Regions from separate parts of the Homo sapiens genome. Here region 2 is linked to region 1. Evidence: chromatin loops called from intact Hi-C (ENCODE). Cell type or tissue: IMR-90. All regions are shown on one strand. Links, peaks and the distances in the headings refer to the core of each region. The heading gives the core; the rest is flanking DNA.

The links. Peaks named below come from ENCODE experiments on the same cell type or tissue, not always from the same donor. Only the 100,000 strongest peaks of a DNase experiment are listed, where the experiment ranks them.
Region 2: a loop joins it to region 1, with 17 times the contacts of the local background. A loop is called at or near these places in 4 of 110 quality-filtered maps.

Annotation. Positions count from the first base shown.
Region 1 is chrX:110,839,238-110,854,635 of GRCh38, reverse strand. No RefSeq gene overlaps it. Among named protein-coding and RNA genes, the nearest start is that of CHRDL1, 51 kb to the right of the region's middle. RefSeq lists a silencer at 2,638-2,727. In IMR-90, for the core only: a CTCF peak has its summit at 7,136 (motif pointing right); a DNase peak (open chromatin) is centred at 7,135; H3K27me3 peaks cover 1,084 bases.
Region 2 is chrX:110,703,465-110,718,862 of GRCh38, reverse strand. All of the region lies in intron 6 of CHRDL1 (chordin like 1), which reads left to right. Among named protein-coding and RNA genes, the nearest start is that of CHRDL1, 85 kb to the left of the region's middle. In IMR-90, for the core only: a CTCF peak has its summit at 7,352 (motif pointing left); no DNase peak of the experiment used is centred there; H3K27me3 peaks cover 802 bases.

The DNA of each region.
Region 1 (15,398 bases), core at 2,544-10,543:
CTAGGCAGTGTAGCTTCAGTGCCTGCATGCTTACCCACAATGGAGCTGGGCAGTGCGGCTTCAGTTCCTGCACACTTTCCCACAATGCATGTGACCTCCTTAGGCAGAAGGAACACATAAACAAGAGTTTAAACACTTCAGACTTCACAACTGCCTAATTCATGCATGATTGCTCCTGGTGTCCCTTGTCCAGAGCATCCCATGTCAGCAACTTTGACACCCCCTGGATGTTTTCCTGCATCCCCAGACTCCCTCACCCTGAACCTTTGAAGCCAGCTTTCCCTGCTTACACCAGACACACCAGCTGATCCACAATGGCAAGCTACCATGACCCATTGCTCATCAGGATAATTACCCTGCAGACTGTTCTGTTCTTACTTCTGCCTATGGCTTTCTGGCTTTTCAGCCCCTTGATTGACTTCCTGTGCAACCTCTGGACCTTAAACTTGAGTTTCAGGGTGACTCTTTCTAGTAGCCCACCTTTATTTTTCTCTAGTGGAAACTGACTTGGCTGGCCCTCCAGTTTTTGTGGTCCAGCTTGCCTCTCAAGTAGGGATCCCAATTCTTCCTTTAGCCCTGCAGGACCAAGCCTCATCCCCCCACTTCTTTCCTTCTTCCTAGGTGGGTTAGCCTCGGTCTCTGAACCCCATGGGGTAGAGAGCCAAACAGGTTGTCTACAGCTCATTCTTCGCAGCGTGGTCACCCGCTGTTCCCGGAGAAAGGAAAAGGCAGATTTCTCTTGGCAGGTGCTCATCCTGGCAGCTAAGTAAGCCACAGAGAGGCCAAAACTGCTCCTTTGCGGGTGGTGATGCCTCAGGGTGTAGCTGCCAAAGGATCTCTAGCTCTGCCTCTATGCCACCCTCTGGAGAAAAGAGGAAGTGACTCCAGAAAAGTGACATCTAAAGCTGCAGCTGACTCTGGCACTTGGTACAGGAGCCTGAACACAGGGGAGTTAAAAAAATGGGAAGGGTGGCTGCTCTAGCAGCTGGTTGGTTTCCTTTCAGGGTGTTCCGTGGGGTTTCTGATTACCCTCTTCTAAAAACCTTCCAAGAGGGTAGCCCAGGTTGCAATCTGCAGCCTCCTTATCCAGAGGTGCTCTAAGGCAGCTTAACCTGGCCTTCACAGATGGGGTTCATCCACAGCAGGGATCTGAGAATTTGGATTCAGAAAACATATCTTTGTCTTTACTAACCTCTAATTTCAGTTTCCTTAAATTCAGTGTAGCATGTCCTACAATTACGAACATAAGCAACAGCCCACAGTGGTGTCAGCAGTACCTGTGACTTTGTCATCAATGGAAGTCACAGATGGTTGCATATCACATTACAAGAGCTGCACTACAGCATCTTCTAATACTGCTTATTCTCATGACCACTTTAAAATTACAGTAGTAGAGACCTGCCACTAGATCGTGTTACTTAATATGTGATAACTATATCACAAGTTCATTTTTAATATTTTGACAATTCCATTTCAGTGTAATATGTTTCCTTTTTATTCCTATGTATTTTGTTCTAGGCACCTAAAAACGTGATTCTGATAAGGGGTTCTGTTGGCTTCACAGGCTGGCCAAAGGGTTCCATGACACCTAAAAGTCAAGAACCCTAACTCTTAAGAATTCTGTCAAACTTGGTCCTAGAACCTGGGATGGGTATATCTGAGCTGAGGGCCCATGTTAGGAAGGCTTGGTGGAGATGGAGCTGTAGGAGGTGGGGGAGCAGGGGAGCAGGTCAAAGGAACAATGACTGATTGCTAAAACTGCAAGCAGAACAGAATAGAAACTTAGGTATGAGGCTGACCTCACCATTGCCACAGGAGCCCACACTCCCTCTACTTCCCTACCCCTCAGTTAAAAAAAAAATAGGAAGCCAGAACAGCCAGCTCTGTAGCTGGTGGCCTGGCGCAGTGGCTCACACCTGTAATTCCAGCACTTTGGGAGGCCAAGGGAGGCGGATCACCTGAGGTCGGGAGTTCGAGACCAGCCTGACCAACATGGAGAAACCCCATCTCTACTAAAAAAGAAATACATAATTAGCCAGGCGTGGTGGCACATGCCTGTAATTTCAGCTACTCAGAAGGCTGAGGCAGGAGAATCACTTGAACCCGGGAGATGGAGGTTGCAGTGAGCCAAGATGGCACCATTGCACTCCAGCCTACGCAACTAGAGGGAAACTCCATCTCAAAAACAAAAACAAAACAAAACAAAAAACAAAAAAACCTCATTCTCCACTGCACAGCATATACCACAAGATGGCGCAGTTGTATGAGTTGGTGGTCAGGAGGGGACTCTGCCAAACAATATCAGAACTGTATCGTAACAGTAATATAGTCACTATTCAGAATTTTCAGGATTTATTGTCAAGGCCCAATTAGGACCTTCAGAGGCCTTGAAGCACTGAAAAGACTATGGCATTCCCACTCACATGTAATTCAAAAGAAAAGTAAAACTAAACTAAATGATTTTGCTGAAATTCCAGTAATTTATTTCTAGAATTCCTGATTGCAAAATTCTGGATAAGGTCTTTGAAGTTAAACCTTTCCTTAGGCCCTAATTTCCTGGGGCTCTAAGTGGGTGTTTAGTCTGCCTGTCTAGCAAGAAGCCCAGCACTACCTGCTAGTAAAAGGGTAACCAAGCCAGATCCTGCTCTGGACTCCAACAGAGCCCGAGGCCCCACCCTCTGCTGAGTCACAGTGTGTTGGGCACTAGCGAAACCTAGAACATCTGGTAACTACCTCCACCCTCCTGGTAGACGAAGGGGCTTCAGACAGTTCTGTGGGCCCCGCCCCAGCCAGTTCACATGGCTCAAACCAGCCCTCCCATGAGTATATCCCATCCTCTGATTTGGAAAACTAATAACCATTGCAGTATACAAGAGAGTTCACATACAGCATTATGCACATGTTCTGGCCAGATGTAATGTCACCCAGGAACCCTAACTCTCAGCTTCTTCTTGCTCTTTGATCCCTGGCCTCATCTGGAGTGACAAAGCCAAACTCCTACCATCCTCTGGGCATCTGCAGCTTGCACATCTGAGGATTTTGTTAGCAGTTGCCGCCACAACCATTCCTGCATAAATTTATACCAGGCTTCATCAGACCTTCACTTCCCTAGCAGGGACCCAGTACTCTTTGTAAGAAGAAATATCAAGAATTCCAGCTCTGCCAGTGCCCATTCTGTGACCATATGGAACCCTTCATAACTCTGGTAATTCCCAATCAATCACTTGGATGAACCCCCAAGGAACCCAGGGTGGGGTAAAATTTGATTTCCAGGCCTTCAACACCCCGATCAGATTCAGAAGGGTAACCAGAAAATTCAAAAGAAAAGTAAAACTAAACTAAATGATTTTGCTGAAATTCCAGTAATTTATTTCTAGAATTCCTGATTGCAAAATTCTGGATAAGGTCTTTGAAGTTAAACCTTTCCTTAGGCCCTAATTTCCTGTCCTGCATCTGACAGTCCCTGCATCTGACCTGTCCCTGACAGTTCCTGCATCTGTAAACGGCCTGCAGCTTGTAATAGGTCTTGTAATAGGTCTGAATTCTCAGCCTTTGAAGCAGCTGATGAGCAAAAACCCAGTATCAGGGTTTCATTTTTACTGATTCTCTCCTCCATCAAGTCCTTGGTTCAGCCACCACTGGGTCTACTACAACAGTATTAACACGGGTAAATAAGCATATTTAAAACAGAAAGTTCATTGGCAGTTCTTTCTACGTGCCCAGGGCATCTGCATAAAGTCAGACAAAAAAAAAATCACTTCTTACCTGGAGAAGGGATCCCTCTGAACCCTTAAGGATCTGTAGCAATTCCTGCCTTCTGTTGGGCACTACTTTAGTTTTCTACACTTGCAGTCTCACTGCTGCCAAGGGTCTGGAAGCAACAAAACCAAACGATTCATTTGGGATGGAGAATGCACTGGAGAGGGTTCTAGCCTTCTGTGATGCAAACCTGTTTTTAAAAAGGCTGCCTTTAGGAGGGCTGGAGGTGGAAGGGGGATGGCCAGGGTGGGTTCTAGCCCAATCCAGCCAGGCGGCTGCCCTGCCCCGGGTAGGCCACCATTACCCATCAGGAATGGCCAGCCCAGGCCCACAACTTGTTTATGGCCTAGGTGCAATTTACTTCCTTGCAGCTCTGTGTTTAACCTTATCTTAAATTTTTAAAAATACTTTAACAAATACTTTTCATGCTTCTATGTGCCTGGCACCATTCTAGACCCTTTATATGTAATAAATTATTCAATCCTTACAACAACTTCCTGACATGGGTGCTATTTTTATTTCCATTTTGAGGTGAGGAAGCTGAGACACGGAGAGGTAAAGTAACTTTCCCAAGGTGAAACAAGTGATAAGCAGTAGAGTCAGAATTCAGACCTAGGAAGCCTGACTCCACATTCCATGGGCTTAATCACTATGCTATAGCCTATAGCCTGCTTTGCCATGTGATGCCTCTGATAATACCCTTTTAAATTCTGGGCCATAGTCTTACCTTGGGTTTCATTTGTTCCCACCCATTCTAGATAAGTGTCCTGCCCATTGCCACTCAGCCATTAAGACTTTGCCCAAGCAGAGTCCCAGTAGAACTAGTCCTCCCCTCTTCGACCGCGCCAGGTGCAGCCAAGCTCCACAGAGAGGATATAAACCCAGGGAAGAGGTGTTGAGGGGCTGAGGTGAAAGCACTGGCAGTGGGGTTGGAGGAGAAGCAGTAGATACAAAAGAAATTTCAGAGGAAACATCGGCAGGATTGTGAGACATGAGGAAGACAAGGTCAACAATCATCTCTAAGCTTCTGGCTTGGATGGCTGAACAGGTAGATGGTGATGCCACTCACTGAGGTGTGGGCATGGAAGGCAGAGGAGTTTGGTGGGGAAGGTAGTAATGATAACAGCTAGCCTACATTGCACATATACTATGTGTCCAGCACTTTACATATGGTCTCGTGTGTAATTCTCACAATCACCATTTGAGGGAGGAAACAAGCACTATCAGTATTTTCAATTTACAGACGAGAACAATGTGAGGCTCTGAGGTTTGCAGTGACTTCCCCAAGATCACACAGTAAGTAGCAGAGCTGAGATTTGAGCCCAGGTCTGTGTGACTCTACATCTGCACTTTTAACCAGCTGAATGGAAGACATTCAGGCTGTATTCAGACCCCATTTCTTTGCTCCGTTAGTTCAATCCTGGTTGGGGGTCTGTCTTCATGGTTCCAAAGTTTCTGCCTTTCCAGGGCCTTCATTTTACCTTGGGTCCTGACGCTGGCTGCCTACTCGTCAATGACTCCCAACATTTCTTCAGTCTTCAGTACCTGAATACCATCCTTCCCACCAACTTCCCCACCCCAGCTCTCTCACCACCCCTTTCCTTGCATACCTCATCCAGACTGTAAACATAACTGAATCTACAGGTTTTAAGAACCTTCTCCATATCCCACCCACTGTCCAGTCTCCATCCTTGGGTTCTTCCAGGCTAGCCCTGGATGAATATCAAGGCCCTGACTCTATTTCCCCTTGAGAGTTTATGTCTGTACCTGTCTAATTCTATGGTTCTGTATGCATGTGAATATGTATAAGATAGAGACTGGTATACAAAGGAGGTGGGAAGCACTTAATGGAAAAGAGGATGCTAGACGTCCTCAATGTGCTAGACAGTTCCACACAGTGAAGAATGCCCCATATTCTGTCCAAATTTTGAATGCCACCTCCCACCCAGTTATTCATGTAGGTTAAAAAAATCTGTTAATAATTAGCTGTGCCTAGAACAGAACTCTGATTTATACATAAACACAAAGTATTTTTTGCACAGTTTTATTTCAGTATATGCTGAAATTTCCAGGAATACAGCTACCATGTAAATTGAGGGAAAACTGCTCTTTGTTGTGTTCAGAACTCTCCCAAGAGTTGTCTAACATTTTTGAAGATCATATTGCCAACAACAACGCTGATCATGGTAATTGAGTCACTAATGCAATGCCCCTGCATGCGCCTGCATTTGTAGTGTTTGAGTTCATGCTGTTTCTGTACGTAGGTGCAAGCTTCTACCTGTTCCCCTACATCTTATAGCATGGTGTGGCCTCAATCTTTGCAGATGGAAATTCATTATTTATTACCAATAATTTCCTTTTATTTCTCCTTCACACTAGTTGGACCTCTCTCTCTCTTATATATATACACACACACACACACAAATATATAAAATTATGTGTGTGGTAGGTACATTGCTCTATGAGTTTCTCTGTCTCATTTTAGGACAGTAAAGGGGCTGTAGCAAAGTATTTGTCAAAAATTACAAGCACTTACTAAATTGCCTACACTGCTTTCAGTGCTTTACATACCAGTCTCAGTCAATCCTCACAGAACTTCACAGAACCTGAATGAGATGAGTATTATTTGCACTCTTATCTTGCAGATGAAGAGGTGCATAGAGGTTAAGTAATTTGCCCAAGGCCACGCACTTAGTAAGTGATAGACAAGTAATCTGAACTCCAACCTGTTTGACTCCAAATGCAGTACACATTCAGCTGCTTGCAGTGTGGTAGATTACATCTACTGTTTCTTATTCGTGTTAGAACAGGCTCAGGATGATTCCAAGGGCAGTGTATTCCAAAACTATTTGAGGATTCCTACAAAAAGTATAGACACCCCCACCACCTGAATGACTGAAAACACTCATGCATACATTTGGATATGTTTAACACACACACAGCCAATCAATGACCTGAGTCAAATTTAATGGTGTCTTATTCCTTAATTGCTTCTTGTGTCCAATTAGATTGTATAATGCCTGAAAGCAGATCTGTGCCAGCCATATTTTCCTTTTGAAAAAAATAAGGTACATAATCTGATGCTGAATGTTACAATGGGAACAAATAGGTTCCATCTGGACTGTCCTGTGCAATTCCCACCCCATCAGCAACTAGCCACATTAATAGGACTTGGTGGCTAACAAATGATATATTTAGACCTTTATTTCCCTCAATTAACACGATCTATCGAGTGAAATGTACATCGCATAACTACATGTCTTATTCAGAGAAACTAGCCATTCCTCTTTCTCTGTGTAAACGAAAGCTCAGTGGTTTTCTCCAGGCTTCCATGAAGAACTACAGATCTCATTCTCAAGCATATCTAAATTCCATCACTAGATGGCAGTGTTGCCCAAACTTTTAATAGAGTAGTAGGTCAGCTTTGTTTAATGCCATTTTCTTCATGAGTCCTAGATCGAATTAACCATCTTTCCTGCCACCAGAAAAATGTCCAGAAGTTTTCCATGCTGAGATTTCAGGAAAGATAACTTGTCTGTGGCAACTTGTTGACATTTAAAAAATAAGCTTAAACCTGTTCCAGTACAGCTGGGTCGCCTCAGTTTAGTTCAAATACCCCTTGAGTCTATATTGTGTTGAAAACACTGAGCTAGGTGCTGGGGATACACAGATGAAGTTGAAAGGGCCTGACTCTCTTAAGAAAGGCGCAATCTAGTTGGAGAGACTGGCGCACAAACAAAAAGCTCTATAACAATATCATAACACTGTGATAGGGTAAGCATAGGATGGGGCACCCATCTCAGTTTGGGGATTCAGGGATCTACAGCTGGTGACACTAAAAGCTGAATCTTTTCAAAAATTTATTTGTATTTGTATAAATTTAAGGGACACAAGGGCAGTTTTGTTACATCGATATATTAAATAGTGGTGAGGTCTGGGCTTTAATATGTCCATCTAAATGGATCTACCATAAAGATAATAATGATAATAATGTATGTTTTACTCATTATTTTCTCATACCCCACCACCTCCCACCATCCCACCTTTCTTGAGTCTCAAATATCTATCATTCCACACTCCATGTTCATGTGTACCCATTATTTGGCTCCCACTTAGAACTGAGAACATGTGATATTTGACTTTCTATTTCTGAGTTGTTTTACTTAAGATAATGGCCACCAGTTCCATCCATATTGTGGGAAAAGACATGATTTCATTATTTTTTATAGATGAACACTATTCCATTGTGTATATATACCACATTTTCTTTATCCAATCATCCATTTATGGACATTTAGGTTGATTCCAAAGCTTGGTGAATACTTCTGCAATAAGCATAGGAGTGCAGATATCTCTGCTATATACTGATTTCAATTCCTTTGGATATACATTCACTAGTGGGATTGCTGGGTCATATGGTAGTTCTATTTTTAGTTTTTTGAGAAATATCCATACTGTTTTCCACAGAGGGTGAACTAATTTACATTCCCACCAACAGTGTGTAAGCATTCCCTTTTATCCACATCCTTGCCAACATCTTTTTTTTTTTTTGACCTTTTATAATAGCCATTCTGACTGGTGTAAAATGATATCTCATTGTGGTTTTGATTTGCATTTCTCTGATGACTAGTGATGATGACCATTTTTTCATATGCTTTTTGGCCACATGTATGTCTTCTTTTGAGAAGTGTCTGCTCATATCCTTTCCCATTTTTAATGGAGTCATTTGGTTTTCTGTTGTTTTTGTTGAGTTGTATGAGCTCCTTGTAAATTCTAGACATTAGTCTCCTGTCGGTTGCATGGTTTGCAAATATTTTCTCCCATTCGGCAGGTTGTCTGTTCACTCTGTTGATTATTTCCTTTGCTGTGCACAGTTTAAAGTCTTATTTGCTTATTTTTTATTTTTGTTGCTTGTGGTTTTGAGGTCTTAGTCATGAATTCCTCGCCCATACCAATGTACAGAAGACTTTTTTTCCTAGGTTTTCTTCTAGGATTTTTATAGTTTCAGGTCTTACATTCAAGTCTTTAATCCATCTTGAGCTGGTTTTTGTGTATGGTGAGAGACAGAGGTTCAGTTTCATTCTTCTGCATATGGCAATGCAAGTTTCCCAGCACCATTTATTGAAAAGGATGTCCATTGCATTAGCCGACTTCAAATTGTACTGCAAGGCTATAGTAACCCAAATCGCATGGTGCTGGTATAAAAATAGACACACAGATCAAAGGAATAGTATAGAGAACCCGGGAATAAGGCCATATATCTACATATCTTTGACAAAGTAGATAAAAACATACACTGGGGCAAAAGAATCTTTAAGAGTGGACAGGCATTAGCCAGGGAATAAAGTACGAAAGCATATTTCAGGAATGAAACAGACTAAGCAGAAAGGCTTGCAACAGTGTGGTGTGTGCTGGAAAACTAGGTAGAAGATGTGGGGCGTAATGAGAAAACACACTATGAAGTGTGGAGGTAGATAGAAATCAGGTCAAGGGATGCGATAATAATGATACAATCAGGAATCAATATATAAAACCATCTGCTTCTCCCAACTATTTGCTGAGATAAGAGCATCATCACCTTACCTTGAGAAAAAATGATGCCGTTATTTCTCACAACCACATGGTGTAGTTCAAAATAACATTTACCTTTATTACTAAGTACTGGGAACCATGATAAGAGCTTCTTCATGCGTTGCCTTTTTAAATATCAGCAATTACTCTGAGATGAGTATTATTATACTATTATCATCTTTATTTTACAGATAAGGAAACCTAGTTTCAGAGAGGCTAAATAACTTGCTCACAATCACACAGCTAACAAGTGACAGAGCCAGGAATTGAATAGAAGCATGTATGAGATACAAAGTACAGGAGAGAGAGGGAATCACTAATAATACTAGTGGGCATGGGGTTGAGAATGACAAAGTAGACTTTCTGGAGGTAATGCCTAGGCTGGATTTAGTAAAATCGTTAACAATAGTGAAAATACAACATTTTTGAATATGTGCTATGTGCTAAACTCTGTACTGAATATTTTATAAGTATTACTTTGGCTGGGCACAGAGGCTCATGCCTGTTATCCCAGCACTTTGGGAGGCCAAGGTGGGAAAATTGTTTGAGCCCAGGAGGTCAAGGCTGCATGAGGCTTGAGTCCTGTGATCTCACCACTGCACTCCAGCCTGGGCGACAGAGCGAGACCCTGTCCAAAAAACAAAAAAAACAAAAAACAAAAAAAGTATTGAAACAGGAGAAGTTCCCTTATCCCTCTTGCAGGGCGTGCGTTGGGGGTGTGGTTCACTTTCTCAGTGCCCCGCTGCTCAAACCTCTAGGGGGAGCATGCAGATGGGCAGATTGTGGGGCTTTGACCCCAAGGCAGTGTGTAGGGGTGAATATTTACAGCTGAAGCCCCATTGGGTGTTTGTTGCAGTGTGCTCTTTCAGTTTTGTGTGTATGCGGGTTTTTTTGTTTGTTTTTTGTTTTTTGTTTTTTGTTTTTGAGACCGAGTCTCGCTCCGTCGCCCAGGATGGAGTGCAGTGGCACTATCTCTGCTCACTGCAACCTCCACCTCCTGGGTTCAAACTATTCTCCTGCCTCAGCCTCCCGAGTAGCTGGGACTACAGATGCGTACCACCACGCCTGGCTAATTTTTGTATTTTTTGTAGAGACGAGGGTTTCACCATATTGACCAGGCTGGTCTCGAACTCCTGGCCTCAAGTGATCTGCCCGCCTCGACCTCCCAAAGTTCTGGGGTTACAGGCATGAGCCAGTTTTGCCCTCTGTAGGCTGCTTGTGTTTATCAGCTCAATGAGACCCTCTGCCTTATCGCAAGGACAGAGGGCTTTCTGTATGCCAGGTTTCTTGCCTTAGTGTACAGGAAAAATTGGATCACAAGTAGCCTTGGAGGATGAAGGCAAGGTTTTTTATTGAGTGGTTGTAGCTCTCAGCGAGGTGGATGGGGAGGCCAGAAGGAAGATGGAATGGGAAGGTGGTTTTCCCCTGGTCAATGGCCTGCAAGTGTGCTCTTCCTCCAGTGTGTTCTCCTCGACGTCCAGCCGCTTGTGTCTTCTTCTGCTTGTGTGTTCCCCTCAATGTCCAGCCACTTGTGTGCCCTTCCCACTAGGGTCTTCGGGTTTTTATAGGCACAAGATGGGGACATGGCAGGCCAGGGTGGTCTTGGGAAATGCAAATGTTGCATTTTATGCCCAAATGTTAGGCATAAAAACAGAAATGCCTGTCCTCACCTAGGTCCATGGGCACAGGCCCAGGGATAGAGCCCCAGCCATGGACCCTTCCTCCTCTACCCAGCACTTCCCTGCCCACAGGGAAGGGAATCATATCAGTATTACCTCATTTAATCTTTACAACAACCCTATGAGGAAGGAACTATTATTACCCCCATTTTACAGATTAGGACACTCAGGCACAGAGCAGCTAACCAACTCGCCAAAGGTGACATGGCTAGTAATTGACAGAGGCCAGATTTGAATCCAGGTAGTCTGGCACGGGCACCAGGAGGACTTGAGTGGGGGCATTTTAGGCAGAGGAAACAGTAGGAAGTGGGCATGAACCAGCATGAAAAATTGGAAACACACCGAACTTGGAATCACTGGACTGTAAAGTGGGGATAACCAAGAGGTCAGGATTGTGAGGTTGGAACAGTACATAGGAGCCATACTGTGAAGGGCCTCAGATGCCCTGCTCTCAGCTTGGGCTTGACATGTTAAGAGCAAGAGGCGGGAAGGACAGGAGAGTCTTAAGGAAGAACAGACCTAATCCCATTGGTGTGATGACTGTTTGTCCTTCCCCAACTCCCTTAGGTAACAAACTCATGCTGCCACACAGAAATCACACCAAACCTCATTCTTTATCTAAATGTGCATAATTGTACTTCTTGCTGCTGCATTGCCAGATGCTCTCTAAAGACAGTTATACTCTAAGACAATGGTTCTCATGTTGAAATTTCTGGACTGGCAGCATCAGAGCCAGCTGAATACGCAGTTCTTTCAGCCCTACGCAGTACCTACCGAATCAGAAACCCTGGAGGTAGGGCCTGACAATGTGTGCTTTAAAAAGCCTCCGGGGCCAGGTACGGTGGCTCACGCCTGTAATCCCAGCACTTTGGGAAGCAGAGGCTGGCGGATCACGAGGTCAAGAGAGCGAGAGCATCCTAGCCAACATGGTGAAACCCCGTCTCTACTAAAAATACAAAAATTAGCTGGGCGTGGTGGCGCACACCTGTAGTCCCAGCTATTCAGGAGGCTGAGGCAGGAGAATGGCGTGAACCTGTGAGGTGGAGGTTGCAGTGAGCCGAGATCGTGCTACTCTACTCCAGCCTGGCGACAGAGCAAGACTCTGTCAAAAAAAAAAAAAAAAGCCTCCAGATGATTCTGAGGCACATAACACATGAAAACCACTGTTTTCTATTGTTGCTTAAATATTGCATATGCATCTGGTTTATTTCTTCTCTCAACTCCTTGAGGTAAGGAACCATGTCTTCTGTTTTATCATCCTGCATGCCACCCCCAATTCCTGCTCCCTGACATGGATAACTATGCATATCTCAGCTCTGCTACTGTACATAAATCTCTTATTCTTTCTATGCCTCAGTTTAATCATCTGTAAAATGGAAATAATACTACTGACTTCATTCAGGTTTTGTATTAAGAGTTAATGCAAGAAAAGTTATCAGAACAGTTCTTCTTGACTCATATTAAGTGCTCAATTTTATACAGATGCCCCTTGACTTACAATTGTGTTAAATACTAATAAGCCCATCATAAGATGAGGAGTGCCCTGAATGCCTGTCACCTTTGCACTATCATTAAATTGAAAAATCATAGGTTGAACCATCCTAAGTCAGGAACCATGTGTATATTATTAGTTATTTGTACCTAGTGTTCAATGAATAGACAATAATTGATTAATAATTGAGAGTAGATTTAGACAAAGAGGGTAGAGAAAAGGCAGGATGGGAGAGCAGGCCAGAGAAAATGAGAAAAGAAAACCTGTTTTAGATTCAGCTAGCCCTACAGGGCTGTCCCAGCAATCCAGGAGCCTGGCTTTGCAGGGAGTCAGAGAAGGAGAAGGGGGAGAGAGGAAAGAGGCAGAAATAGGCCCATTTATGTCCACAATAGGTAAATCCACAGAAATAGAAGGTAGATTAGTGATTGCTGAGGGGTGGTAGGTGGGAATGGAGTTTGACTGCTAATGGGTATGGGAATTTTGGGGTGAGGGTGATGAAAATGTTGAATTACCTAGTCATGATGATTGCACAACCCTGTGAATATACTCAAAACCACTGAATTATATATTTTAAAAGGATAAATTTTATGCTATATGAATTCTGTCTCAAAGAACAAAAACAAAAACAAAAAAACTGTTTAAAAAACAAATAGGCCTGGTCAATCTGGAAAGAGAAGTCAAGACTTATAGTCTTTTTCTTCCATTAAGCCCCAGGAAACTAGGCACAGAGCAGGTGCGGAATTGAGACCAGGAAAAAAAGACAGAGTCTTGTGGCTGGATTTTGCTCTAATTTATTTGCTTGCCACATAGGGGCAACCAACTCATTTCCTGTGTCATTATTTCTAAAGACATAAAGTCTGACATTTTCATTAAGATCCACCATATCAATGGCATAAAATTAAATTCCAAGAGAGACACAACCTGATTGTAATAAAAGTGCAATCCAAGACTGGCACATAATGGAGAATCTCACAAGCGTGTGTGTCACATGCTTGAGGTCAACATGGGTGAAAATATCAACCTTTTATTTCTAAGTCCTCGGGCAACATAACCTAGCCAAATAGTCCTGGAAGATCGAATTATATACCCTAAGGGCCCAAACCACTTAACTTTCCCTCCAAGCTTTTAGAGTTTCCAAGAAAATCATTTGATTATTATTTCACTGAGTGATAAAAACAGACTTATGCCTTTATAATACAGGGTAAATGAATCAGGACTTGGGGACTTTTCAGGTTTAAATATATGCTCCAGTGTTAATTGTGGGGTAGGGGGCACTTTATTTTATTAAAAATAGTCTAAACATGTCTGCTTTATAGACACTCTGTGCGACAAGATTGCTTATTGCCAAGAGAGTTCTACCAGGAAAAGTCCAAGACAAGAAGCAAAATAAACAAGTACGAATCAATGAGTGCTGGCAAAAGTAATCTAAATAAAGGCAAAAGGGAGGACATGCAGCCTAGAAGAGTCAAGGATGCCATATGCCACAGGCCTAACTTTATTAGACCTTAAATCCTCAACCAAATTAAAGAAATGAATCTATATAGTGCAATGATTGAGCATGCAGATTTTAGAATTAGGCTGCCTGGGTTCAAATATTGACTCTATTCTCCGCTCTTCTCACTTCCCTAAAACATTAGTCTATTATTTCCTTCATAGCACTTTCCACAATCTTTATTTTTATGACCTGACTCCTACTAGATTATAAATTCTATGAATAAGACAAAGTCCCATATAGTAAGTACTCAATAAATATTTGTAGAGTTTAACAGAACCCTTACATTTCTGTGGTTGTAGTACCAATGTAATAAAGTTGTTGACAGGAATCTACATAAAAGTACAGTGCCTGATACCTAGCAAGTGCTCAAATAATGCTACGTATTACAAAGGAGAATTTCTAGATAAGCACCATGCTTGGAACAGGCAACTCAATAGGCTGGAGTCCTTTCTTTAACAATGACATTTCATTTGCTTTTAAAACATAAGCAAACCTAGCAAGAATGTTAATACATAAACTCTGGGTCATGGATAATTTGTGGTTTATATATTATTCTCTGTATTTTTATGTTTCATATTTTTCAAACATGCCTGATGTCCTTGATGTTTTTCCTATAGATAGGCAGAGTATCTGTCCTCTCCTGTTGAATCTTGGAAAGTTCACCTGTAACCCACAGAATGTTGTGGGAGGGACACTGTGTGTCAGTTTTGAGGTCAGGTCAGAAAAGATGATTTCTGTTTCCTCCTTGCTTGCTGGGAACACTTATGCTTGGAGCCCTGAGCCATTATGTAAGAAGTTTGGCCACCCTGAAGCCACTAGACAGTGAGGAAGCCAGTATTGTGAAGAGGCAACACGTAGACAATTGAGTTAGCATTTCTAATCATTGAGAATCCTTCCAGCCTAGGCATCAGAAGTAAGAGTGAACAAGATACTTCAGATGATTTTAGACCCTGGCCATCAATTCATCCCTAGCCTTCAAGTTTCCCAGTAGAGACACCAGACTAGAACAGAGACAGCTCTCCTCATTATGTACTTTCTAAATTCCTGACCTGAGGAATGTATGAGCATAATGAAAAAGTGGTTGTTTTAAGCTGTGAAATTGGGTGGTCATTTATAATAATATGTTTGAAATATTTCAGAATTTAAAAGAAAGATCATTAAAAGGACCAGTCCTCCTCTTATGCTGCCACCCCCAATTCAGCTCTGGGTCACTGGAGCAAAAGCTAGGATGTGTCTCAAGAGTGAGTAGCCACATCACGATGCCATTTGAAGGGCACTAAATCTCCAAAATACATCACCCCCTTCTAAGGTCTGAAATGCTCCCAATCAAGATTTCTTTGAGATATTTTATCATGAGAGCCCACTATTAAGAAATATTTATAAGTAATCCCCAAAAGGCATG
Region 2 (15,398 bases), core at 2,889-10,888, 140 kb after region 1:
TACATAGCAGCCAAGATATGTTCTTTGCTCTTATGGAACTCACCAGAAAAGACAAATAATAAGCAAACGTGGAAATACAGATAATGCAAGTACTATGCAGAAAATAAACATAGGACTGAGATTAAAAATAAGTAGTTTATTTAGGTTGAGTTGTCAGGAAGGCCTCTCTGAGAAGGTGACATTTAAGCTGAGACCTGAAAGATAAAAAGAAGTCACCCATGCAAAGATCCCAAAGAAGAACATTCTAAGTAGAGAGAAAAGAAAGTTCAAAGGCCCCAGGCAGGGAAGAGCTTAAAGCATTCAAAGAGCCTAAGGACCAGTGTAGCTGAAATGTAGTGATTGTGGTTGAAACTGACATGGGATGAGGCTGAAGAGGTAACTAGGAATTAGACCATGCAGGATTCTGAAGGCCATGGGAAGGATTTTGGATTTCCATTTTTAATACATTGGGAAGCTATTGGAAGGTTGTGAGAAAGAGTATGAAGTGATCCAATTAACATATTAAAAGATCTCACTGGCTATTATTTCCAGACTAGACTGGAGGGAGGCAATAATGCAAGTGGAGAGACTAGCAAGATGGTTAGGGTAGTACTCTTTCCAGTGTGAGAAAAAGGGTGCTTGGACTGAGAACACAGTAGTGGTTCAGAGTGGAGCCTTTGGAGCCAAACTGCCTTGGTTCTAATCCCAGCCTTGCTACTTTGTAGTTGAATGACCTTATTCAACCTTTCTACCAATCTTTAAAGTGAGGATAATGTTAGCTCCTACCTTCAAGATGTTTGTGAGATTTCAATGAGATAATATAAGAGAAGGACCTGGCACAGTGTCTTGTATATACTGAGGACCCAATAATTAAAAGTGGACAAATTTGAAATACATTTGGAGCCGTGGTTCTCAACTATGGGTGCATATTGGAATTACCTTGGTAGATTTATACCAGATCAGAAGGAGGAGGATGTGATTCCAATATGCAGCTAAGGTTGTGAACCACTGAGTTAGAGGAAAAAAATTATAGGATTTGCTGGTGGGGGATGTGTAGGTGACTTCTATACATTACTGCCATTTTAATCTTCCAAAAAGCAATCCATCACCGTGTTACACCCCTGTTCAAAAATTTTTATGCCAACATGTATTTGGACTTACTATATGTCAGTCCCAGTTCTAACTAAGCATTTTACAGATATGAACTCACTTAATCTCATGACAACCCTATGTGAGGAGTACTATTGTTCTCCCTGTTTTATGGATGAGGAAACTGAGGCAGAGAGCGGTTAAGAATCTTATCCAAGGTCAGGTAGCTAGTGAGTTGAGGAGCTAAGATTTGAATCCTGGCAGCCTGGCTCCATATTTCAGGCTCTAACCACAGTGTTCTGCCACTGAAAGGGATGACTCCCTGTCGCCACTCAAATACATGTCAACCCCCGACTCTGATAGTGAAGGCCTTTCATGGTCTAACCTCAAGTTACCTTTATAGGTCAATATTCTTCCATTCATGCACCTCAGGGCCCACTGCATTGTTCCTGTGCTCTCTTACCTTTTTACCTTTGCTCAGTCCTCTTCCTGTCAGTGTTTCTCACACTTTAGTGTGCTTCAGAATTGCTCAGAGAACTTGTTGAAGTTCAGATTCCTGGATCACACCTGCAGAGATTCTGATTTAGTGGCCTTGGAGTGGGACCCAGGAATCTGCATTTAAGCAGACCCCATCGTTCATTCTGATGCAGAATGGTGGTCTGTGGACTGTCACTTTGAGAAACCATTCCTGAGACCATGTAGATAACCTGGAACCAAGGATTTGTTTTAAAAAATCTGAGTTTAGTGCACTTAAATTGAGCACATTAAAATTCTGAAACCTGAGTGAACCAGTGGAAAAGCAACCAATTTCAGTTCCTGATTGGTTAAAGCATCTAAGTCCGACCATATGGCAACCAATTTGAGATGAATGAGTGGTGGCCATTTCATGATAAGGAACTGGGATGAAAAGGAGACAAAAGGGCTGTCTAAGTAACAACTGCACATGTACAGGTTGGATGGAGAAAATGTTTCCTCTTTCTGGAAAATTCTTTTTCTCCATCCCTGCCTGTGGAAGTCCTGCTAGTCCTTCAAGACCTAGCACAAATGCAGCTTCCTCAGATTCTATTGCAGGCCGTCCTCAGGTCGCATTTTGATAAGTAGTAGTTGGAAGGCCTTTCTTTTCTGCCTTCCCACTTCCATCCCTAATTTCTCCACCCATAAATCCTGCTTATCCTTCAAAATCCAGCCTAATTGCCACTTCTTCCATGAAATGTTTTTAAATCCTGCAAACTAGAAGTAAACCTGTCTCTACTCTAGGACTCCTCAGCACTTAACCTGTGCTTCTTCTGGAGCATTTATCACCTTGTCAACTTCTGTTTTTTATTATTTGTGCCCATGTATTATCATCCCTATTAATGCATAAGCTCTTCAAGACAGATACTCTTTTTCATTTATCTTTATTTCTCCCACTGTGCCAGGCAGAGTAGGTGCTCTTTAAATGAATGCACACTAGATTGGAATGATTACTAGAAATTTAGTCAGGATTTGAATTAGGTGCTACCAAAAAAGAATATGGTTGTTGTGCATTTTTCCCCCTGAATTACTGATTGACTGTGGTAGATGGTGTTGACTATACATTGATTCCTCGTCAATAGGAAATTACTTGGTCTCATTCCTGATCTCCAAGTTGTTTTCTTCCCCTATACCACTTTAGGAAACTACAGTTAACATTGCTTTTTGGAAGGACTGAGCTTGTTTGGACTACCAGTGTATGCTCATCCCTTTTAATATGCTATTTGCATCAGCCCTCATAAGTCAATATGGATTTAGTTACAGCCTAATTTGATTTATGCTTTGGTAAGGCCCTGGATCTTTCCATACATGTTTCTCACAATGTGTGTGTGTATATGTCTGTACTACAGTGTAGCTGTTACATTTCAGTCAAGAAAGATGGATATTTTGTTCCTCACCTCCTTTCTTGTCTTGGCCCCAACTTAATTTCAGTGTGGCTCAAAAGAAAGTCCATACTGAGCAGAGGTGTACATGTGGTTGCTAATATAACCAGTTGGTCACTATAATCCAGCTGTTAGGCTGATATTATTCCCTTTGGGGAAAAGGATATGTGAAATCTAAACTGGAAAACAATTGATAATAGAAAGGAAAGGCAACAGTGAAAAGACATGTCACTGCAACCTAGGGGCAATACGGTATAATGCAAAGGACAGAGGCTCTGAAGCCAGAAGGTCATAGATTTGACATTGCAGGGCTACCACCTACGAGTGCTGTTATCTTGGACAAACTATTTAACCACTCAAAACCTTGGTTTTCTCAGGTGTAAAAATGGAGATTATGCTTACTACGTATGAAATGGGTTGTGTAGATTAACTGAGATGGCGTAGAGTGCTAGGAGATGGCCTAATACAGAGTTATTGGTTTATAAGTAACAATTACTATATTTTATATAGTAATTACTATATTTATTACCCCCGAGTTAAGTATCATTGCACCTTCTCCTCTATCTTTGATAGTTTTGCCTTTTTAAAATGTAATCTCCATAGACAGAACTTTAGTTCTAGTTCTTCTTGTGGTAACAGATCCTGGAACTAGCTATTTTATGTACTGTTCTATCGTTACAATTTAAATTTCTTTTCTTTTTTATGTCCTCAGAAGCAACAGATAAAAGCTAGTTATTACTGGCCATGTATTGTCCCTTTATATACTTGATAATTCATTAAGTTCTTTCTTTGCAACCTCTCATCCAGCCTAAATGCACAATTTTCTTTCATCTTCCTTTATAAAGACTAAATCCTACACTTTTGTAAAAATTGTTGTTCTTTCATTGCCTCCAGTTTCTTTGCATCTTTCAGCTGTATATAATGTGGTTGAAACTCCTTTGAAGTTCTAACTTTTGAAGCACCTAGTTATTTTTTCCCATGGAAATGACGTTTTTACAATACTGTATCTTATATAAGCGTATTACTCATACAGCAGGGAACCCAGAAACCTCTCCCCTATGCTGGCCACCCTGACTGCAGGCCAAATACTGAAGAAGAAATAATCTTTTGACTGCTGAACTTGCAAACCTTCATATAAAGGGCATTGAAATAGCCTCTCTGCACTGTCCCCAAACACTAATGTGTGTCTTTCTTCCTGGGTCAGACAGCAATCCTAGACGCGGATTGAATCTCAGACCTAGCCTTCATTGGCTAGACGTGTCTTTGAGGCTGGGACAGTCAAGGAGAGCGTTGGCAGAATGTGTGTCATTGCTAGCACTTCAGCAAACCTCATTAGGACTGGAAGCATAGTGCAAACAGCCACTGGAACCTTAAGGGAAATTTTATCAGAAGAAAAAATCTCTTCAGATCCTGTGTTAGTTTGCTAAGGATGATAGCCTCCAACTCCATCTATCTTCCTGCAAAAGACATGCTCTCATTCATTTTTATGGCTGCATAGTATTCCATGGTGTATATATACCACATTTTCTTTATCCAGTCTGTCATTGATGGGCATTTAGGTTGATTCTGTGTCTTCAGAATTGTGAATACTGCTGCAATGAACATTTGCGTGCATGTGTCTTTTTTTTTCCCCAAATACTGCATGTTCTCACTTATAAGTGGGAGCTAAATGATGAGAACTTACGAACACAAAGAAGGAAGTAACAGACACTGGGGTCTTCTTGAGGATGGAGGGTGAGAGGAGGGAGAGAAGCAGGAAAGAATCTGTACAACAAACCCTCATGACAGGAGTTTACCTATGTAACAGACTTTCATAGGTATCCTCAAACCTAAAATAAAAGTTTTTTTTTTTTTAAATCTCTTCAGAGATTATACTACTGCCACATTCTGGGAAGGCAGGCTTCAAACCCAAACCCACACCCAGCTTCCCTCCACCATTGATCATTTCCACTTCCTGTCCCCTGCTCATCTTGCCAAAACAACAGGGAAGGCTATGTACTTGGACTCTAGACAAGGGAAAGGTATTTGGGGTAGGTATTAACTGTATTGAAAGCCAAGTATGCATTTAGTAAATGGTGTCTAAATGTAGCACGTACAATGTGCCAGACAATGTTCTAAGCACTTATGTGTGGAATAGCTCATTTGATCCTGGCAAAAATAGTAGCAACTATTTATATCCCCATTCTACAGATGCGGAAGCTAAGGCAGAAAAGTTGAGTGATTTGTCCAAGGACAAATGGTAGTAAGTGGCAGAGCTAGAATTTTAACCTGGTCAGTCTGGCTTCAGAGTTTCAAGCTCTTAACTTCTATACTACCTGTTGGGACCCATTCATAGGAGTATGACAAGGATATCTCCTAGTACAGGGGAGTAAAGGGGAAGACGGGACATGCATGGCACATTGTTGTGTGCAGATACTCCTAAGAGAGTATCTTACCACACTGCCCATGTTTTCCCATCAAGGCCTTAACTTACCCTTCTCTCACTCTAGGCTTAAAGTGTCTTGAGTGTAAATGTCTACTTTCTTTCATTCAGCAAACATTGTTAAGCAATCACTAAGAGCCTGGCACTGCACCAGTGCTAGAGATACAATGGTGAACAAAAATGGACATGGAACCTGCCTTCATGGAGTTTTAGTAGGGAAGATAGACACCACGTCATGATATAAGTAATTATAAAATTGCAACTGTGCCACATGCCACAAAGGAAAGTTGTTATAAAAGCCAATAATTGAGAGGGGTTGACCTAGTCAGGGAGGTGAAGGAAGACTTCTGAGACTGTCTCTCCAGCCTCAACTCGCACCACATCCCTCCTTGTTCTCTGCACTCCAGGGTGAGGAAAGATTGGCTCAAAAATTAGGGAGATAACTGGTGGCAGTCATACACTCCTGGGATCCCCAACTTCTGATCCCACCATGAATCCAGTCCCTCCCCAGGCTGTAGGGGTCTATAATGTTCTTTCTACATTATACATGCTACATAATACCCTAATCTAGGAATTTTCTTTTACTCTTCTTTCTTTTGGCTGTTTCCTGTTTTTCAGAGACAGGGTCTCACTCTGTCATCCAGGCTGTAGTGCACTGGCACAATTATAGCTCACTGCAGCCTCAAACTACAAGCTACCCTTCTGTCTCAGCCTCCTGAGTAGCTGGGACTACAGGCGTGCACCACCGTGCCCAACCAATTTTTTTTTTTTTTTAGAGACATGGTCTCGCTATGTTGCCCAGGTTGGTCTCAAACTCCTGGTCACAAATGATTCTCCTGCCTCGGCCTCCCAAAGTGCTGGGATTACAGACATGAGCCCAGCCTAGGAATTTTCTTTTTGAGAAACTACTTGATCATGCTACCATTTCTTACCATATTATCCAATCTGAATTTTTCAGCTTGTTTTTAAAGACCCTCTGTGAAACAGTCTGATCCTTCCTTAACCTACTTTCCAGCCTCATTTCTCTGACACCAACACACACATCTCCTTTAGGCTGGCTGGCTGATCTCTTTGTTCTGTTACATGCTATGTTTCTTCCTACCTTCCCTCCTGTTATGTGCTTCACTTAAACTGTTATTTTTCACAAGCTTGGAATAGCCCCCGCTCCTCTTCTACCTATTCGCATCCTACTCATCTTTCAAGGGTCCAGTTGAAGTTGCACCTCTTCTAATAGTTTTGCCCAATCACTCTAGTTCTCATTGATCTTCTTTGACCACCTTCAGGACTTAATCTGGTTCAAAAATAAGCATTCAGAAATATATTCTTGCACTGTTATTGCTTTGTGTCTTCCTGTTTCCCCTGGCATAACATAATATTAATCATATATCATGCTGACTGGTTTATTTAATACAAAAAGAGCCACAGTCACAAAAAGCTCTTGACAGCATTCCAAGTACAGATGCAGTAGGGAGGCAGGAGAAATGGTGGAACTTACAATTTGCTCAACCCAAGCCCGTTCATCCAACATATCTCAAATGAGCCCAGGGAGAAAATGGAAGTCACTTTTTATGAAATTTTGATATTTCTGCTAACTCCTTCAAGGTAAATGAAACTGGAAGCAATTGTTTAAAAGTATATTAGTCAGTGTTCAAGATAAGTGCCATTTTACCTAAGACACTTGATTTCTCTTTCCGAAAGAGCAGCAAAATTGCACCTCAGATCCCATCTCAGCTAGAATCCGGGATCTTCAGGGAAGTGGTATGTGAGATACTTCATTGATTTTAAACATCATAAAAATTGACCAGTTTTTCAAAGTTTTCAAAATCAAAGAAAACTGAAGAAAATAACAGCAAATCCAAATATAGATTCTCACAAATTAGTCTCAAGTTGTTTATGTTTTGGCCCACATTTTCTGCAGAAACACCACCATCTCCTGGTCATGATGATAGGAAAGAAACATTGTTAATGAGAAACACTACTTTAAAAAATGAAAATTCATCTTGTATAACTGAAACCTTATGCCTGTTGATTAGCAGCTCCCCACTTCCCCCTCCAAGGTGAACAAGTTCTAAAGATCTGCAGTACAACATTGTGTGTGTATAGTTAACCATATAGTATTGTATACTTAAGTTTGTTAAAAGGGTAAATCTCGTTAAGTGTCCTTACCACAATAAAATAAAAAAAATTAAAATTAACTCAGTAATTTTTGAGTTTATACATTCTCACCTAAACTTCAAAATACAGTCCGCCCTCTATATTCACTGGTTGCACATCCATGGATTCAACCAACTGCAGATAGAAAATAATTTTTAAAAACACGTTAAAAGTAACAGTACAACAATCTAAAAATTACAAATTTTAGAAACCAATATAGTAAAATGACTATTTACATAGCATTTACATTGTATTAAGTTTTATAAGTAATCTAGAGATTATTTAAAGTATATGGGAGTATGTGTGTAAGTTATATGCAAACACTATGCCATTTTTTATCAGGGACTTGAGCATCTGTGGATTTTGGCATCTGTGGGGGGTCGTGGAACCAATTCCGCATAGATACTGAGGGACGACTGTGTATTGATATACTCTGATATTTTCATAGCTATAGAAGAGTCTCGCTGTCATTAATAATACCTTTTCAAAAGTGAATCATTTATGTTCATGTGTATGGGACCATTTTAGAGATTTGCCATCCTCACCTACCTCTCCTCATCTAAATCCCAACTGGATCTCCTTCCATGGAAATGTTCCAGATTGTTTTTGCTTTCTCTCCATCTCTTGTGCTCAAAATTCATCCCCACGTACTTGCTGACTGTCCCAGGACCCCGTCCCTCTAAGGTCATCATGTTCCTTCTTGGCATGTTTCTTACGTCTAGAATATTTCTTCTTGAATAGAAAGTCATTCAGACAGTGGATGGGACAGCGTTGACTTTCACATTGAGTTTAACAAATTAATAGCACTGATTCCTAATCGGCCATCTGGGTTGTCCTGTCAGGGTCAGTAATACCCCATTCTGTTTCTGGGATTGGAGGACTTTTTTGTGTGTATATGAATCTGTTTCTATAATAAAAATAAGGAATTCCCAGTGAAGCATTTCAGAGCAATTATTTCTTCATGGGTGGTTAAAGCCACTCTTTCTTCAACCTTATTCTTTCTAACTCCTTCAAGGAATTCCATAGCTGCCCAGAAACACCATTGGATGTGCCCATTACTCACATTATAATAGTCTTTATGAGCTTAGACTCCAACAATTTATAGAAATCAACCTGGTTTGTTGACTGACAGTGCAAACAGAGGTAAAAGATACATGAGAAGGAAGAGCAGTGTATACAACTGACTGCTTTTCATTTTCAGGTTGACCAGACAGTCAGCATGGGTAGGTCATTGAGTTTCTCCTCTCTGTCCTGCTTTTTATTTTCAGTTCATGGATGTGGTAGCACAGAACTCTACTTTATTTGGATACTTGGATTTTTTTTTTTAAGACAGAGTCTCTGTTGCCCAGGCTGGAGTGCAGTGGCATGACCTCAGCTCACTGCAACCTCTGCCTCCTGGGTTCAAGTGATCCTCCCGCCTCAGCCTCCCAAGTAGCTCAGACTACAGGCGCTCACCACATCTGGCTAACTTTTGTATTTTTAGTAGAGACGGGGTTTCCCGATGTTGTCTAGGCTGGTCTCAAACTCCTTACCTCAGATGATCTACCCGCCTCAGCCTCCCAAAGTGCTGAGATTACAGGCATGAGTCACCGCGCTCAGTGGGCACTTGGATTTTTAAGACTTCACTTTATAACTTTGTAAATTGTACTCCTACCAATGAAGCAGATATCTTTCCTGTCAAGCCTCATTTTTAGCCAAGAGAGAAAAGAGATTTTAATTAAGATGCAAACTCTTTTTTAAAAAATTGGAAATAGAGGACTAGCATAATTATGAGAAATTCTAAGCCAGTTTAGAAGGTGTGAGCCGAAGAAATCTCTCTAGCCATTTTTAAAAATATCTCCAGGACCCTGTCTTCCAATGATTTAGAGATGAAATGATTCCTTTTCAATGTGCAGGCATGCAGTTATCTTTGCTAGGCTTTGTTTGCTTGTTTGTTTGTTTGTTTGTTTGATCCAAGCCCTTTTCTTTGTTAAATACACAGCACACTTGTGGGAGTCCCTTAAGCCGGGTATTCCCCCATGTGTAAGCTACCCTTGAGGAGAAGGAGGAAAAAGAAGTGGAGGCAAAGAATGGGAAGAAAGGGGATTAGGAATAGCAGCTAACATTTAGCTGACACAGTGTGCCAAGCACAATTCTAAATGCTTTGCATATACTAATTCATTTAATCTTCACAACCCTATAAGGTAGGCATTATTGTCTCCATTTTAGCAATAAGGAAACTGAGGCACAGAGAAGTTAATTCATTTGCCCAAAGTCACATAAGTAGGAAGGAGCAGAGCCAGAATTTGAATCCAAACTGTTTGGCTCCAATCTGTTCTCTTAGCCATTATATTATACTGCCTCTCAACTTGGGGAAGCAAAGCAAATTTGGGAACTCTTATTTCTGAGGCTACCGGGAGGAACAGACTGTGTGATGACCATCTTTCCAGGGGCCAGATATGGTAACAATCCAGCAGATGCATTGGGACTGCTCTGAGAAGCAAAGATTCTGTTTCTCACCATAAACTTGGATCTGTTTAGCCACATCTCCATTGAAAGAGCAGAGTGTGGATGGTGGGTACCATCCAGCTCGTAGTTTCTGTATTCACTCTCTTCTGATTTCCTCCTGGAAACGCATGCATTCTCACAATGCACTTTTTAAAAAGTAAGTATTTATGATTTTTCTGGACAAATAATTTTGTACTCTTCTTCAGATTTGGCTTGCTACTGTTGGCAGGAATTCCCCCCGTTGTGTGTGTTTTGGTATTTCTCAAGGAGCTATTTTGTTAAAAATACTAAGATCTTATATTGACAGCCCAAACAATAAAGTACTTCATTTGACAAAGAAGTATTTTTTAAGAAAATAACTGTCTGATCCTTTTTATGGCTGTATAGTATTCCATGGTGTATATGTGTCACATTTTCTTTATCCCATCTATCATTGATGGGCATTTGGGTTGGTTCCAAGTCTTGCTATTGTGAATGGTGCTGCAATAAACATACCGGTGCATGTGTCTTTATAGTAGCATGATTTATAATCCTTTGGGTATATACTCAGTAATGGGATTGCTAGGTCAAATGGTATTTCTGGTTCTAGATCCTTGAGAAATCACCGCACTGTCTTCCACAATGGTTGAACTAATTTACACTCCCACCAAGAGTGTAAAAGTGTTCCAATTTCTCATCCTTTCCAGCATCTGTTGTTTCCTGACTTTTTAAGGATCACCATTCTAACTGGCATGAGATGGTATCTCATTGTGGTTTTGATTTGCACTTCTCTAATGACCAGTGATGATGAGCTCTTTTTCATATGTTTGTGGGCCATATAAATGTCTTCTTTTGAGAAGTGTCTGTTCATATCCTTTGCTCACTTTTTGATGGGGTTGGTTTTTTTTTCTTGTAAATTTGTTTAAGTTCTTTGTAGGTTCTGGATATTAGCTCTTTGTCAGATAGATAGATTGCACAAATTTTCTCCCATTCTGTAGGTTGCCTGTGCACTCTGATGATAGTTTCTTTTGCTGTGAAGAAGCTCGTTAGTTTAATTAGATCCCATTTGTCTAGTTTGGCTTTTGTTGCCATTGCTTTTGGTGTTTTAGTCATGGAGTCTTTGCCCATGCCTATGCCCTGAATGGTGTTGCCTAGGTTTTCTTCTAGGGTTTTTATGGTTTTAGGTCTTACGTTTAAGCCTTTAATCCATCTTGAGTTAATTCTTGCATGAGGTGTAAGGAAGGGGTCCAGTTTCATTTTTCTGCATATGGCTAGCCAGGTTTTCCCAACACCATTTATTAAATAGGGAATCTTTTCCTCCATTGCTTGTTTTTCTCAGGTTTGTCAAAGATCAGATGGTTACAGATAAGTGGCATTATTTCTGAGGCCTCTGTTCTGTTCCATTGGTCTATATATCTGTTTTGGTACCAGTACCATGCTGTTTTGGTTACTGTAGCCTTGTAGTATAGTTTGAAGTCAGATAGTGTGATGCCTCCAGCTTTGTTCCTTTTGCTTAGGATTGTCCTGGCTATATGGGCTCTTTTTTGGTTCCATTTGAAATTTAAAGTAGTTTTTTCTAATTTTGTGCTTTATAAAACTTGCAGATTTCTTGTATTGTTGTATATCATCATTGGAAGCTCAAATGCCTATCAGTGGAGAATCCTTATACTAGTTTCCTTTTAAAGCTTCTCTCAAATTTCAGCACACTTGCTCCCTCCCAGCAGAATTTATAGAATTAGATGTTTGGCAGAGGCTCCCTAAAGTCATCTGCTTCTACTCACTTCTTCATCTCTAGCTTCGGTATGGAGCACTGGCATTAAAGTGCTCCCCCATGGAACCCAGCTCATGGTAAGGAGAGACTTCACAATGGGTTTATTCCTCCCTGCTCTCTTCCACTTTGCCCTGATTCTGCTCATTTCAACTTCTGCCTCAAAAAATACAGAGAACATTTCCCCTGTCTCAGGGATTTGTCTCATGTCCCTTTGCCTTATGATTAGAGTGACTATGTAATTTACTATCTCAACCGAGGCACATTTTGAAAGCAAGAGCTGCAATCTTAATAATTATGCCTGCCAGAAAAACAGGCAATAAAACTGAGTTGTCTGAGATAAATCTGCTCTATGGCTACCCTATTTATGATGTATGGTTCAAAAGTGGCCACATGCTGGCATAGTTTTGCTCTCTGAGGCTTATCTTCATGGGTATCTCGGAATCTCATTGTACACTTAGTCCTTTTGAGAGGACAGTTTACCTCTCTGACCTGCTCAAGCCACCAGAGATTAATGGAAGCCACAGGAGTTATAAACAGTCTGAATTTCAGCCTAGCTTTTGGCCATTTTTCAAATACTTGTTCTCCCTTTCTCCCACTACTAGAAAGCCAACCCATTACAGCTTCATAGGGTACCACTCAGAGAGAGTATGACTGAGGTTTGAATAAACAATACATGTGGCTTTTAGGGTTAAATGAATATTGTTTGACATACAGTACACTACACTTGTTTTTATTTCAGTTCAAAAAATTGGTTAAAATTATATCTTGTTGCTTCTCAAAATTAATTAGAATCCATCTGAATCCATTAGAATCTCTGTTTTTTGTTTTGTTTTGTTTTTTACAAAAAGACTTGGCTGAATGAAAAAGCCTCCATCTCATTCAGATAATCTTTCCAGTGATCAGACAAAAAGAGCAAAGAAACAGGTTTTTTAGGGTATTGGTGCCTACTTTTTTTCAAAGTATGATATCTAAGGTTGCAAATGGACATACCTATTTTCAGCTATCCAGACAGACTGTACCCAGGTCTAGAGAACCACTTATAGCCTTATAAAATGTCAACATCTAAGAAGATAATTCCAGTTTAATTATGGGTTAAATTAAATAGAATAATTCAAATGTTAAAACGTTTAGCAGCTACTTAATAGACTTAATAGAACATTGAAGTTTAGAGAATGCAATTTTGATGACTTTGAAAGCTCAGAGGCACCAGAAATGCTAACAGTTCCTAGTATTTATATATTTAATGTATATAATTTATAATGTACATAGTATATCTTATATATAAATATAGTGTATATATACATATATGTGTGTATTTATATACAGGTTAAATATCCCTTGTCCAAAATGCTTGGGACTGGAAGTATTTCAGATTTCCGATGTTTTTGGATTTTGGAATATTTGCATTGTACTTACCAGTTGAGCATCTCTAATCCAAAAACCCCAAATCCAAAAATGCTCCAGTGAGAATTTCCTTTGAGCATCATCAGCACTCAAAAACTTCTGGAGCATTTTAGACTAGGAATACTAAAACCTGTATGATATATATAACATACAGTTTTAGTATGATATAGATGATATATATATATATATCATACAGTTTTAGTATGATATAGATGATATATATATGTAATACAGGTTTAGTATTCCCCCATTACTTGTTTTTGTCAGGTTTGTCAAAGATCAGATGGTATATATATGTGTCTGTGTGTATATATATATGTGTGTGTGTATATATATATATGTGTATATATATGTGTGTATATATATATGTGTGTGTGTATATATATATATATATATATATAGTCTCCATTACTTTTTAATGAAGTGCTGAAATTTAGGTATGCATTCTTGTCTGCAAATGCTCATCAAATACACATCACGACACACTCATCTGATTTGTGTTACAGGGTATTAGTATTCTTCTCCTATGCCTGATAGTGACTTGCCTCCTTGATTTTCCATCTTACCTCTCTGCTCATTTGTAAGAGGCGCTATGTGCTTCTATAATGCTTTGAGATTCTGACTGGACTATAAGTATTTAATGACACTCTTTAATTAAAATCCTTTTAAAAACTCTAGGGTATAAATTAAATAAACTGAACTTTTCAGAAGGCCAGCTAAGTAAACATTTTATGTCAATACCAATCATTAAATCTACATTTTAAAAGGACATTTGATGAAGAGAACTAGTCTATCATTTTTCTTTTGCAACTTGTTTTCTCCCTTTTGACTACTTAAATTAGGCTTGAAACCACATTATATAGCTTTTACATTTTGTTTTGCCATTTGCTGGTAAATCTTTACTGGTTTCTATTCGTCTCTCTAGTCCCATATTTTATTTGGCCCAGACCCACTACTGCCCACTGAAACAAGGGGGACAAGTAAATCTAAGCTCATCCCTGCTCAATCACTGTCCCCAGCTCTCCAGATTTGCAACCCAAGAGTTGTCAGATACTGATTTCCCCTTTGCCTTCCTTCCCCATCATCAAATCTTCCTTCAGGGTCTTATCAGTTTCTTTTCATCTGTAGGAGTCTCATTCAATCCTTCTTGTGTGTTATTGCACAGATGCTCATGGCCTATTACATATTACTATAGCAGCTTCCTGTATGGCCTCCTGCATTCGAGTTACTCCCCAACTAGTCTATACCCCATTGCCAGAATAGGCTTCCACAAATATCAGTTTTATCATAGGAACCCCTACAGAAAAATTGGCAACATAATCAAATGTGAATTCTTCAGCCTTTTACAAAATTTTATATTTTTTTGAATTTTTACTGTTTACTTTTTACAATTTAATTATTTTCTTAAAATTGTGTGGGTACATAATAGGCATATATATTTATGAGGTACATGATATGTTTTGATACAGGCATGCAATATGAAATGAACACATCATGGAGAATAGGGTATCGATCCCCTCAAGCATTTATCTTTTAAGTTACAAATGATCCAATTACACTCTTTAAGTTATTTTAAAATGTACAAGTAAGTTATTATTGACTATAGTCACCCTATTGTGCTATCAAATAGTAGCACATTATTTACTACCCCTATTTACCTCAACAACACACCCCACTGTCATTCTCCCTCCCTCCTTCGCTCTCCCTCTCCTCCCTTTCTCTCTACAAGTTCAATTACCAGCGTAATTTCTCTTGTTTTCATATCTGAAGTTTCTACTCAAGCCACACCTTGCTTGCTGTCTCCAGTATGTGACTTGCTGTTTACAAAGCTCTGGTCCTTTGCCAATGTCACTCCCTTTGGTTGAGGTACTCTCTGCCCTTATCACTGTCGGTTTATGCTGTGCAGTATCTACTTCTAAAAATGTGACTTAATGGTTCTTTCAGGAAGCTTTCTACGATTACATCTGACTGCTCACTCATCCCATTCAGTGTCTCCTAAGCATGTGTATTTCATTTGTATTTGCTTTTTTTGTGTGTTTTTAGGCTGTTTCCTATATTGATTTCCCATCACCTCCAACCTGGGTGTAAATATCCTGAGGGCAAGAGCCCAGCCTGATTTTCTCCTCTTTCTGCTGTAGTATCAGGCTCTTCACCCAAGAAGTGTTCAAAGCATGTTAACTGACTCTTGGGCATAATTTTCTAGTTATAAACATAGTTG